2 separate regions of the Homo sapiens genome follow, and region 2 is linked to region 1. Evidence: read pairs that join two places in POLR2A ChIA-PET (ENCODE). Cell type or tissue: GM12878. All regions are shown on one strand. Links, peaks and the distances in the headings refer to the core of each region. The heading gives the core; the rest is flanking DNA.

Evidence for each region. Peaks named below come from ENCODE experiments on the same cell type or tissue, not always from the same donor. Only the 100,000 strongest peaks of a DNase experiment are listed, where the experiment ranks them.
Region 2: POLR2A ChIA-PET joins it to region 1 with 5 read pairs; 2 of 35 experiments call an interaction of 5 or more read pairs at or near these places.

The regions. Positions count from the first base shown.
Region 1 is chrX:154,001,697-154,007,070 of GRCh38, reverse strand. No RefSeq gene overlaps it. Among named protein-coding and RNA genes, the nearest start is that of IRAK1, 16 kb to the left of the region's middle. RefSeq lists enhancers at 4,654-4,703, 4,656-4,800 and a cis regulatory region at 4,723-4,733. In GM12878, for the core only: no CTCF peak of the experiment used is centred there; DNase peaks (open chromatin) are centred at 2,545 and 4,529; H3K27ac peaks cover 2,521 bases.
Region 2 is chrX:154,498,331-154,503,704 of GRCh38, reverse strand. No RefSeq gene overlaps it. Among named protein-coding and RNA genes, the nearest start is that of SLC10A3, 10 kb to the right of the region's middle. In GM12878, for the core only: no CTCF peak of the experiment used is centred there; no DNase peak of the experiment used is centred there.

The sequences.
Region 1 (5,374 bases), core at 92-5,091:
AGGTGCTGCCACTTCCCCGGCAGCCTGCTCACTAGACGCAAGCCTCTGAGGCCAGTGTATGCAAGGGGAGAGGCGCTGTGGGCCGCCTTTTTTGATGAGAGTAGCACCAGAGAACATCCAAACCTGGCTTTAAACACATAGATAGTTTTGCATGTTCTGGAATTTCATGTCAATGAGATTGTGTCGTGATTTAGTTTGGATGTGTGTCCCTGCCCCAATCTCCAGTGCTGGAGGCGGGGCCTGGTGGGAAGTGACTGGGTCATGGGGGCAGATTTCTCATGAATGCTTCCGCGCCATCCCTGGGTGCTGTTCTCATGATAGTTGTTTAACAGTGTGTGCTACCTCCACTGTCCGGCTCTTGCTCCCGCTGTGGCCATCTGATGTGCCTGCTCCCCCTTTGCCTCCCGCCATGATTGGAAGCTTCCTGAGGCTTCCCCAAAAGCAGATGCAGCCATGCTTCCTGTACAGCCTGCAGAACCGTGAGCCCATTGAACCTCCTTTCTATATAAATTGCCCGGTCTTGGCTATTTCTGTACAGCAGTGTGAGAATGGATTAACACACGTGGTACGAACTCGCGTCTGCCTGCTATTGCTCTGCACTGTTGTTCTGTTGCAGCCGTGAGTAGCGCTAAGCGATTGCTTTGCCTTCCCAGGTAGCGTTCCATTGTAAGAATGGGCCGCATTTGACTCTTTCTACTCTTGGGCGTTTGGATTGAGTTTGGGGCTGGCATAAAGCTGTTATGAACATTTCCGAATCTGTCTTGCTGCACATACACACTCATTTCTCTTGGGTGTTGTACACATCTGTATACACATGTTGGAACATCTGATCAGGGAGACCTGATGGGAGCTGGCAGTGCTGCGATGGCCCCACACCAGGACTCACAGTGCACAAATGCCTACTGCGTCCCCTCCGCCTTCCAGATCCCAGTTCCGGCCAGTTTTTGTATTTTTTGTAGAGATGGGGTCTTGCCATGTTGCCCAGGCTGGTCTCGAATTCCTGGGCTCACACGATCCACCCACCTCAGCCTCCCAGGTAGCTGGGACTGCAGGCGTGAGCCCCCACGCCTGGCCTGGTGGGTTCATTCTCGATTGTGTTGATGGTTTGGCAGATATAACTTTCAAACTGTTCACTTTAAATGTGCAGTTTATTTTATGTCAATTATACCTCAATAAAGCTGTTTTTGGCCAGGCACAGTGGCTCACGCCTGTAATCTCAGCACTTTGGGAGGCCGAGGCAGGCAGATCATTAGGTCAGGAGATCGAGACCATCCTGGCTAACATGGTGAAACCCTGTCTCTACTAAAAATACAAAAAATTAGCCAGGCGTGGTGGCGGGCACCTGTAGTCCCAGCTACTTGGGAGGCTGAGGCAGGAGAATGGCGTGAACCCAGGAGATGGAGCTTGCAGTGAGTCAAGATGGCACCAGTGCACTCCAGCCTGGGCGACAGAGTGAGACTCTGTCAAAAAAAAAAAAAAAAAAAAAAAAGCTGTTTTTAAGAAATAAAATGGGCCAGGCGCAGTGGCTCACGCCTGTAATCCCAGCACTTCGGAAGGCCGAGGCGGGTGGATCACGAGGTCAGGAGATCAAGACCATCCTGGCTAACATGGTGAAACCCCATCTCTACTAAAAATACAAAAAGTTAGCCGGGCGTGGTGGCGGGCACCTGTAGTCCCAGCTACTCGGGAGGCTGAGGCAGGAGAATGGCGTGAACCCGGGAGGCGGAGCTTGCAGTGAGCGGCGATCACGCCACTGCACTCCAGCCTGGGCAACAGGGCAAGACTCCATCTCAAAAATAAAATAAAATAAAATAAAATGCAGCCGGGCACGGTGGCTCATTCCTGTAATCCCAGGACTTTGGGAGGCTGAGGTGAGAAGATCACTTGAGGTGAGGAGTTTGAGACCAGCCTGGCCAACATGGTAAAACCCTGTCTCTAGTGAAAATACAAAAATTAGTGGGGTATGATGGTGCACGCCTATAATCCCAGCTACTCAGGAGGCTGAGGCAGGGGAATCACTTGAATCCGGGAGATGGAGGTTGCAGTGAGCTGAGATCACGCCATTGCACTCCAGCCTGGGCAGCAGAGTGAGACTCTGTCAAAAAAGAAAGAAAGAGAGAAAGGAAGGAAGGAAGGAAAGAAAGGAAGAAAGAAAGAATGTCTCTTTGAGGCAGCATATTGATTGATTGGTTTTATTTTCCCTCTACGCCAGCCCGGCAATCTTTGTGTGTTTATCCATTTTCATTTTAATGGATTTGCCAATATGGCTGTATGTGAGATCTTTTATTGTGATAAAATATATACAACATAATATTCATCTGTTTAACTATTTATAAGTGTACAACTCGGGGGCATGGGCTTTGTTTCTTCACCCTCAACATCCTCCTCCTCCTCCTCCACACCATTAGACCCTGACCCCCGCCACCCTCCTGCTCTGGCTGTGTGTGAGGACCAGCTTACCATTTGTTCTCTGTTGTCCCATCTGTCGTTGGTTACTTTCTTTCTCTTTTTTTGCCTTTTCTCAGTGTCACTTTTCATTATTACTCCAGCAGTTACCCTAGGGATTGAGTCTGCGGTGCAGTGGCTCAAGCAACGCCAGAGCCTCCCAGCAGCGAGACTGTGTTTCCGCCGGGCCTCGGGTGCTCTTGTTTTCGTATATTTTAAATCCCAAAGGACACTATTAGTGTTGGTCTAAACAGCCCATTTTTTACCTTTCTAGTGCGTTCCATGCCTTCCTGCAGATCTGTTTTTCCACGTTAGATCTCGCTCTCTCTCTCTCTCTCAAATTACTTTATTTCTTGGCAGAAAATAGGGTCAAGAAAATAACAAGTGGATAACATCATCTCAATAGGAGACATTGAAGAATACGAGTGAACACCCATTCTCAGCTCCGTTCTGATCCGGACTTATTCCTACAAACATGCCACAAACCCTCTCTGGGTCCCAGCACATAGAAGGCAGTGTATTTTGAGTGAAGTTTGAAATAACAGTATGTGTCTCTTTCATGTGTTTATTGAGACAGGATCTCATTATGTTGCCCAGGCTGGAGTGCAATGGCGTGATCATAGCTCACTGCAGCCTTGTTCTCCTGCCCACAGCCCCCGCTTTAGCCTCTCGAGTACCTGGGACCTCAGGTGCATGTCACCATGCCCAGCTAATTATTTTTATTTTTAGTACAGACAGGGTCTCGCTAGGTTGCCAAGGCTGGTCTCAAGCCCCTGAGCTGAAGCGATCCTCCTTCCTCAGCCCCCCCAAAGTACTGGGATTACAGCTGAGCCGCTGTGCCCAGCTATCCTGGGCTTTTTAACAGCTGTGTTAAGACATCTACCTCACACGCCACAAGGTTCAGTTGTTTGAAGTGTGCAACTCCGTGTTTTTAATAGATTTACAGACTTGTGCAACCAGCACTCTATTTGAGCATATTTTCATCATTCCAAAAAGAAACACTGGCCAGGCGTGGTGGCTCACACCTGTCATCCCAGCACTTTGGGAGGCCGAGGTGGGTGGATCACCTGAGGTCAGGAGTTTGAGACCAACCTGGCCAACACGATGAAACCCCATCTCTACTAAAAATACAAAAATTGCCCAGTCATCGTGGTGGGCGCCTGTAGTCCCAGCTACTCAGGAGGCAGAGGCAGGAGAATTGCTGGAACCCAGGAGGCAGAGGTTGCAGTGAGCCGAGATCATGCCACTGCACTCCAGCCTGGGTGACAGAGCGAGACTCCATCTCAAAAAAACAAAATAAAACAAAACAAAACAAAACAAAAACAAAGAAAAAAAAACACCATACCTTTTAATAGTCACTACCCATTTCTTCCCCATTTTCCCTTCCAGCTGAGGCAGTCACTCATCTCCTTTCTGTCTCTATAGATTCACCTACTCTGAACACTCCATATAAATGGGATAATACTCATGGGATCTTTCGTGTCTGGCTTCTTTCACTTAGCATTATGATTTTGGGGTTCATCTGTGTTGTAGCATGTCTCAGCACGTGATTCTTTTTTTTTTTCTGAGACAGGGCCTCATTCTGTCACCCAGGCTGGAGTGCAGTGGTGTGATCTCAGCTCACGGCAACCTCCGCCTCCCCGGTTCAAGCAATTCTCCTGCCTCAGCCTCCCGAGTAGCTGGGATTACAGGTGTCCACCACCATGCCCGACCAATTTTTGTATTTTAGTAGAGATGGGGTTTCACCATGTTGGCCAGGCTGGTCTCGAACTCCTGACCTCAAGTGATCCACCCGCCTTGGCCTCCCAAAGTGATGGGATGACAGGCGAGAGCCCCCGCGCCCATGCTGGGTTTTCTGTGTATTTTGCCCACATGCGTCCCTTGGCTTTTCTCTCAGTTGAGTTTATGATCCACACTCGGTTCCACTCGTGATGTTTGGTTGGGTTTTTTACTAAAGATCTCCCCAAGAGCCATGCCTGTGGCAACCCCCAGCAAGTGCTTGTGAGCGGAAGCTGGTTTCACCCTGTCAGCGGGAGGGGAGAGACAGGGGACAGGCTGGCAGAGGGACCGGAACCTGTGGTTTCTGAGGGACAGGGCAGCACAGAGACGCCACTCACCTAGTGAGAGGCTGGAGGAGCGGGCAGACTTCTCGCTACCGCCTTCACGGCGGAGCAGCTGCCACCCGATCGCAAATGTAACAGAAATGGCCTCACCCATGCTTTTCTGGGAGAGAAGGAAAGTCAGTGAATGAACAACTCCCTCTTGGGTTGGGTTTTCTGCTGAGTCACTGCCTTAATGGCTACCAGAGACAACTGACACCCCCTCGCTAGGCCGGTTTCTAAGGCAACCATTGAGCAAGGTGGCCAGTGCCAACCAGCCTGGAATCAGAAGAGACGCCCATACCCGGCCACCATGTTGCCTTTTTTATTTCTCTCCAGAATTTTTAGAGCCTATTTTTTAAAAAGAAAAACAAAACAAGCTTTTCCTTTTAAAAAATACCCTCTCAAAAAAAAAAAAAAAAAAAAAATCCAAACAGTACAGACACGTACGAAGTAAGAAAATCTCCTTCTCAGTCTCCCAGCCTCCAGTCCCCTGGCTAACACTAGCTGTGGCCACCAGTCCCTGGTTTAAGTCCCCTCTACTCACGCTTCTCTCATGATTCCACGCCTCGCCAGTTTCACTTAACAAGACAAATCGAGAGTGTTCCCTGGACACAGATGTCCCTGACTTTTGTCCTTTTTTAGAGCTGTATGAATGTACTCCATGTCATTTATTTCGCCAGCCTCCCCAAAGGGTCAGTTCGGTTGTTCCAGTTTCTGTGTGTGTGTGTTTTTGCACTTAGGCAAGATCTTTAGGCGAGATCTCTATGAGCAGCAGTCAGGATCTGGCTCTGTCACTCAGGCTGGAGTGCAGTGGTGCGATCATGGCT
Region 2 (5,374 bases), core at 169-5,168, 500 kb before region 1:
GCACTCCAGCCTGGACGACAGAGTGACACACCGTCTCAAAAAAAAAGAAAAAAGGGCTGGGCGCACAGTGGCTCACGCCTGTAATCCCAGCACTTTGAGAGGCCGAGGTGGGCGGATCACAAGGTCAGGAGATCAAGAGGTCAGGAGATCAAGACCATCCTGGCTAACACGGTGAAACCCCGTCTCTACTAAAAATACGAAAAATTAGCTGAGCATGGTGGCGGGCGCCTGTAGTCCCAGTTACTCGGGAGGCTGAAGCAGGAGAATCGCTTGAACCCGGGAGGCGGAGCTTACAGTGAGCTGAGATTGCACCACTGCCCTCCAGCCTGGGTGACAGAGCGAGACTCCATCTCAAAAGAAAAAAAAATCTATGGGAATAAATATGTATAACTATAATGTATCCATTTTATATCAGGGACTTGAGCATCCCTGGACTTTGGCAGCTATAGGGTGCCCTGGAACAAATACCTATCGGATACCAACAGATGACTGTCATCAACTCTGATGTGCTCATCCCTCTAGTGATCGACATGTGACCAGTGCTGTCTCATCTGTACCCACATGGTCCCATATGTTGATACAAATCTCAACTTCCTTCTTGCATCAATACCTCAGTTATACCATAGGTAACACCTCACCACAACCCTAGCCAGTAAGTGTGGCCATTGTCCCCACTGTACAAAAAAGTAAAGGTCCCTAGTGGGGATAGGAGAGTTCCCGGTGTAGCAAGACTACAAGCCAGATAAGTACAATTCCACGAGGTTACTAGCTTGCCCCTAAATGAAACGGAAACTCACGGAGTGTCTATACTGCCAGGCTGGGAGGGGCTTGGGCTCCCCGACACTTCTCCAGCAACTGCTGTGATTGCCCAGCCTTCCTCCATTTGTTCCTTCAGCTCATTTGTTCACTAAACATTCACCAAGTGCCTGAACTGGTCCAGGAACACCGTAGTGAGCCACAGTGACAGCCTCTACCTCTTCATGGGGCTGCACCCTCACTGGGGTCACCAGTGTCACAGCCCAACACAGGCTAGGAAGCTGATGGCATGGAGCACAGCCTGCCTGACTTCCCAAAGAGGAGGTAAGCTTGACATATCCCACGGTCCTGTTTTGCCAGGGGTATCGCCCCCTGGGCCTGCCCTTTAGGAGTTAGGATGTCCTCACTTACAATGCCAGAATTCAAACTCAAACTGGCATAAGCAAAAAAAAAAAAAAAAAAAAAGGGAGGATGGCAGAATGCATTGTTCCTGTAATGGACCCCGAAGCCCAAGGGACTTGGGCTCTCTCCACCTCTTGGCTTTGTTTTTCTCTCTGTATTGGCTTCATTTTCCAACATGGCAGCCTTCCTTGCCATGACAGTTGTCAGAATCAAAATGGAGTCACTTGTGTTAAAAAACAAAAAACAGAGCTGGGGAAGGCTGCAAATGCAGAAACCACAGCTTTCCACAGAAAAAAAATACTGCAAGGACATCTGCCCAGCAACTTTTTGAGACGGAGTTTCGCTCTTGTTACCCAGGCTGAAGCGCAGTGGCGCAATCTCGGCTCACTGCAACCTCCGCCTCCTGGGTTCAAGCGATTCTGCCTCAGCCTCCCAAGTAGCTGGGATTGCAGGTGTGCACCACCACACCCAGCTAATTTTTGTATTTTTAGTAGAGACACGGTTTCACCATGTTGGCCAGGCTGGTCTTGAACTCCTGACTTCAAGTGATCCACCTGCCTCAGCCTCCCAAAGTGCTGGGATTAAAGGCGTGAGCTACCGTGCCCGGCTGACTTTTTTTTTTTTTTTTTTCTGAAACGGAGTCTGGATCAGTCACCCAGGCTGGAGTATAGTGGCACAATCTTGGCTCACCACAACCTCCGCCTCCTAGGTTCAAGCGATTCTCCTGCCTCAGCCTCCTGAGTAGCTGGGATCACAGGCATGCGCTACCACGCCTGGCTCATTTTTGTGTTTTTAGTAGAGACAGGGTTTTACCTTGTTGGCCAGGCTGCTCTTGAACTCCTGACCTCAGGTGATCCACCCGCCTCAGCCTCCCAAAGTGCTAGGATTATAGGCGTGAGTCACCGCACCCAGCTGAGCAACTTAACCCTAACCCTGTCCAACCTCATACTGAGGTCACCCTTGTTATCGATCCTTGTAGCCAAGGAGAATTCTCTCAAAACAATTAGGTGATCCTCTTCACTTTTCCTTGAAAAACCTTTGCCTTCTTTTGCCTCCCTGTATATGCACACAGTTTACCATACAGTTTACCATGGCACATGCATTCCCACTGCAACGCATTCCAGAATAAATATCATTTTCTCTCAGAGAGCCTGTTATTTAGGATGACATAACTAGAGTCAGAAGTGGGACCTACAGCTGGGCGTGGTGGCTCACACCTGTCATCCCAGCACTTGAGAGTCCAAGGCAGGAGGATCACTTGAGCCCAGGAATTTGACACCATCCTGGGCAACACAGCAAGACCCTGTCTCTAAAAAAAAAAAAAAAAATTAATTAGCCAGGTGTGGTGGTGCACACCTGTAGTCCCAGCTACTAGGGAGGCTGAGGTGGGAGGATGGCTTGAGCCCAGGGGTCAAGGCTGTCTCAGAAAAAAAAAAAAGAAAGAAAGAAAGAAAAAAGAAAAGAAAAGAAAAAAAAAATAAGTGAGACCCGAAACAAAATCACCTTTAAAAGGAATTGGGGCTGGGCACGGTGGCTCATGCCTGTTATCCCAGCACTTTTGGAGGCCAAGACAGGAGGATTATTTGAGCCCAGGAATTCAAGGCCAGCCTGGGAAACAGAGTGAGACCCTGTTTCAAAAAAATAAAATTAAAATAAAAAATAAAATTAAATAAATAAAACTAAAACACTGGTATGTAGAGGCGCCTAACTTCTCTATCTGCTTTTCTTTTCTTCCTCCTCTCTGCTGACTCTGTTGGCTTTTTCTTCTTCTTCTTCTTTTTTTTTTTTTTGAGGCGGAGTCTTGCTCTGTCACCAGGCTGGCACGATCTCGGCAACCTCTGCCTCCCGGGTTCAAGGAATTCCACTGCCTTAGCGTCCCGAGTAGCTGGGACTACAGGCATGCGCCACCATGCCTGGCTAATTTTTTGTATTTTATCATGTTGGCCAGGATGGTCTCGATCTCCTGACCTCATGATCTGCCTGCCTCGGCCTCCCAAAGTGCTGGGATTACAGGTGTGAACCACCGCACCTGGCCTTTTTCTTCTTTTTTTTTTTTTTTTTTTTTGAGACAGGGTCTCACTCTGCCACCCAGGCTGGAGTGCAGTGGTGCAGTCTCAGCTCACTGCAGCCTCAACCTCCTGGGCTCAAGCGATCCTCCCACCTCAGCCTCCCAAGGAGTTGGGAACACAGGCACCTGCCACCACGCCTGGCTAATTTTTGTAGAGATGGGGTTTCATCATGTTGTTCAGGCTGGTCTCTATCTCCTGAGCTCACATGATCCACTCATCTTGGCCTCTCAAAGTGCTAGAATTACAGGCGTGGCCACCGTGCCCAGCCAGCTTCTTCACTTGTATTAAGATAATTGTATTAAGATAATTTCACCCTGGGCAACCTGATCAGACCCCAACCCTACATTAAAAATACAAAAAGGTAGCTAGCGTGGAGGCACACACCTGTGGTCCCAGCTATTCAGGAGGCTGAGGTGGGAGGATCACTTGAGCCTGGAAGTTCAAGGCTGCGTTGAGCCGTGACACACTACTGCACTCTAGCCTGGGCGATGGAGTGAGATCTTGTCTCAAAAAAATAAGAATAAAAAAAGATAATCTAACATTGGTGATTTCAAAAGCTGTTTATAACTTTTCCTTAGGGCATTTCAGCCAAGAAAAAGAAAAGAAAAAAGGGTGCTTTCAAATTACAACAGCTCCATGGCAACCAAAAACCTAGCCTTGTACACTTAGGAGTCATTCCTTTCAGAAACATGTATGGAGGTTTGCCTAGCTGACAATTGCTTAGGGTGACGGAACAGTTAATTAAAAGATTGATAGTCTAAAAAGGAAAGAACTAGATCAATGTTTGTGAAAGTTAGGTTCTCAGATCAAACAGGTCAAACTCTTGAGCACACAGCAATCACATAAGGTATCTCTGTCCAGCATAAAAATTTGGCTTTGTCTGTCATGTACAATCCAGAAAAAGCTGAGGAAAAAAAACAACTGTAAATATCTTTTTGAAAAGTGCCTCTCCACCTGTGCTGACTAATCAAGCAAACCAGATTGGCCACTGGAAATTCTGTTTTTCTCATACAATTCAGCTAGTCCTAACTGAAATGTGAACATTTGAATATTTAACCTCTAAACTCATTTGATATGGAATAAAAGGATTTTAAAAAGATATTTTAAATCAAACTGCTGTAGACGCTGCTTTACCCAAAATTTTGATCTTCAGCCTTCATAAGATTACCTATGGGGTCAAATAATGCTCAGCCACACGAACGGGTCTCATTTTGTCAGAAATTGGATCCAACTGTCCTTTTATAAACTGGCAAGCGTATATTACTATATTGTACTGTCTCATGACAAAAATTTCAAAATGAAAGCTAGGGAATCTGTTTCTATGTAATCATGTGTCCGTACGTTTTCACATTCTGTGTAATATTTTCTACCAAAATATATGAAAAATATCTAATTAATTAAAGGGAAAAATTAAAAGCATTAATTATTTTATCAAAAATATAGTAATTAGGTGGGCATAGTGAGTCACGCCTGTAATCTCAGCACTTTAGAAGGCTGAGACAGGTGATGACTTAAGCCCAGGAGTTCTAAAACTAGCCTGGGCAGGCGGGGCGCGGTGCTTCACGCCTGTAATCCCAGCACTTTGGGAGGCCAAGGCGGGCGGATCACGAGGTCAGGAGTTTGAGACCAGCCTGCCCAACATGGTGAAACCCCATCTCTACTAAAAATACAAAAATTAGTCTCTACTAAAAATACAAAAGGTACAAAAGTTAAAAAAAAAAAAAAAACTAGCCTGGGCAACATAAGGAGACCCCCATCTCTACAAAAAAAAAAAAAAAAAAAAAAAAATAGCCAGTGTGGTAGTGCGCACCTGTATGCCCAGCTACTCAGGGAGCTCAGGTAGGAGGAGAGGATTGCTTGAGCCCAGGAGGTTGAGACTGTAGTGAGCCATGATGGCACCACTGCACTCCAGCCTGGGCAACAGAGTGAGACCCTGTCTCAAAAACAGTGGCTCATGCTTGTAATCCCAGCTACTTGGGAGGTGGAAGCATGAGAATTGCTTCAACCTGGGAGGTGGGGGTTGCAGTGAGCTGAGATTGCACCACTGCACTCCAGCCTGGGCAACAGAGCGAGACTCTGTCTCAAAAAAAATCTGTAGCTGGGACTACAGGTGCGCGCCACCACGCCTGGCTATTTTTTTTTTTTTT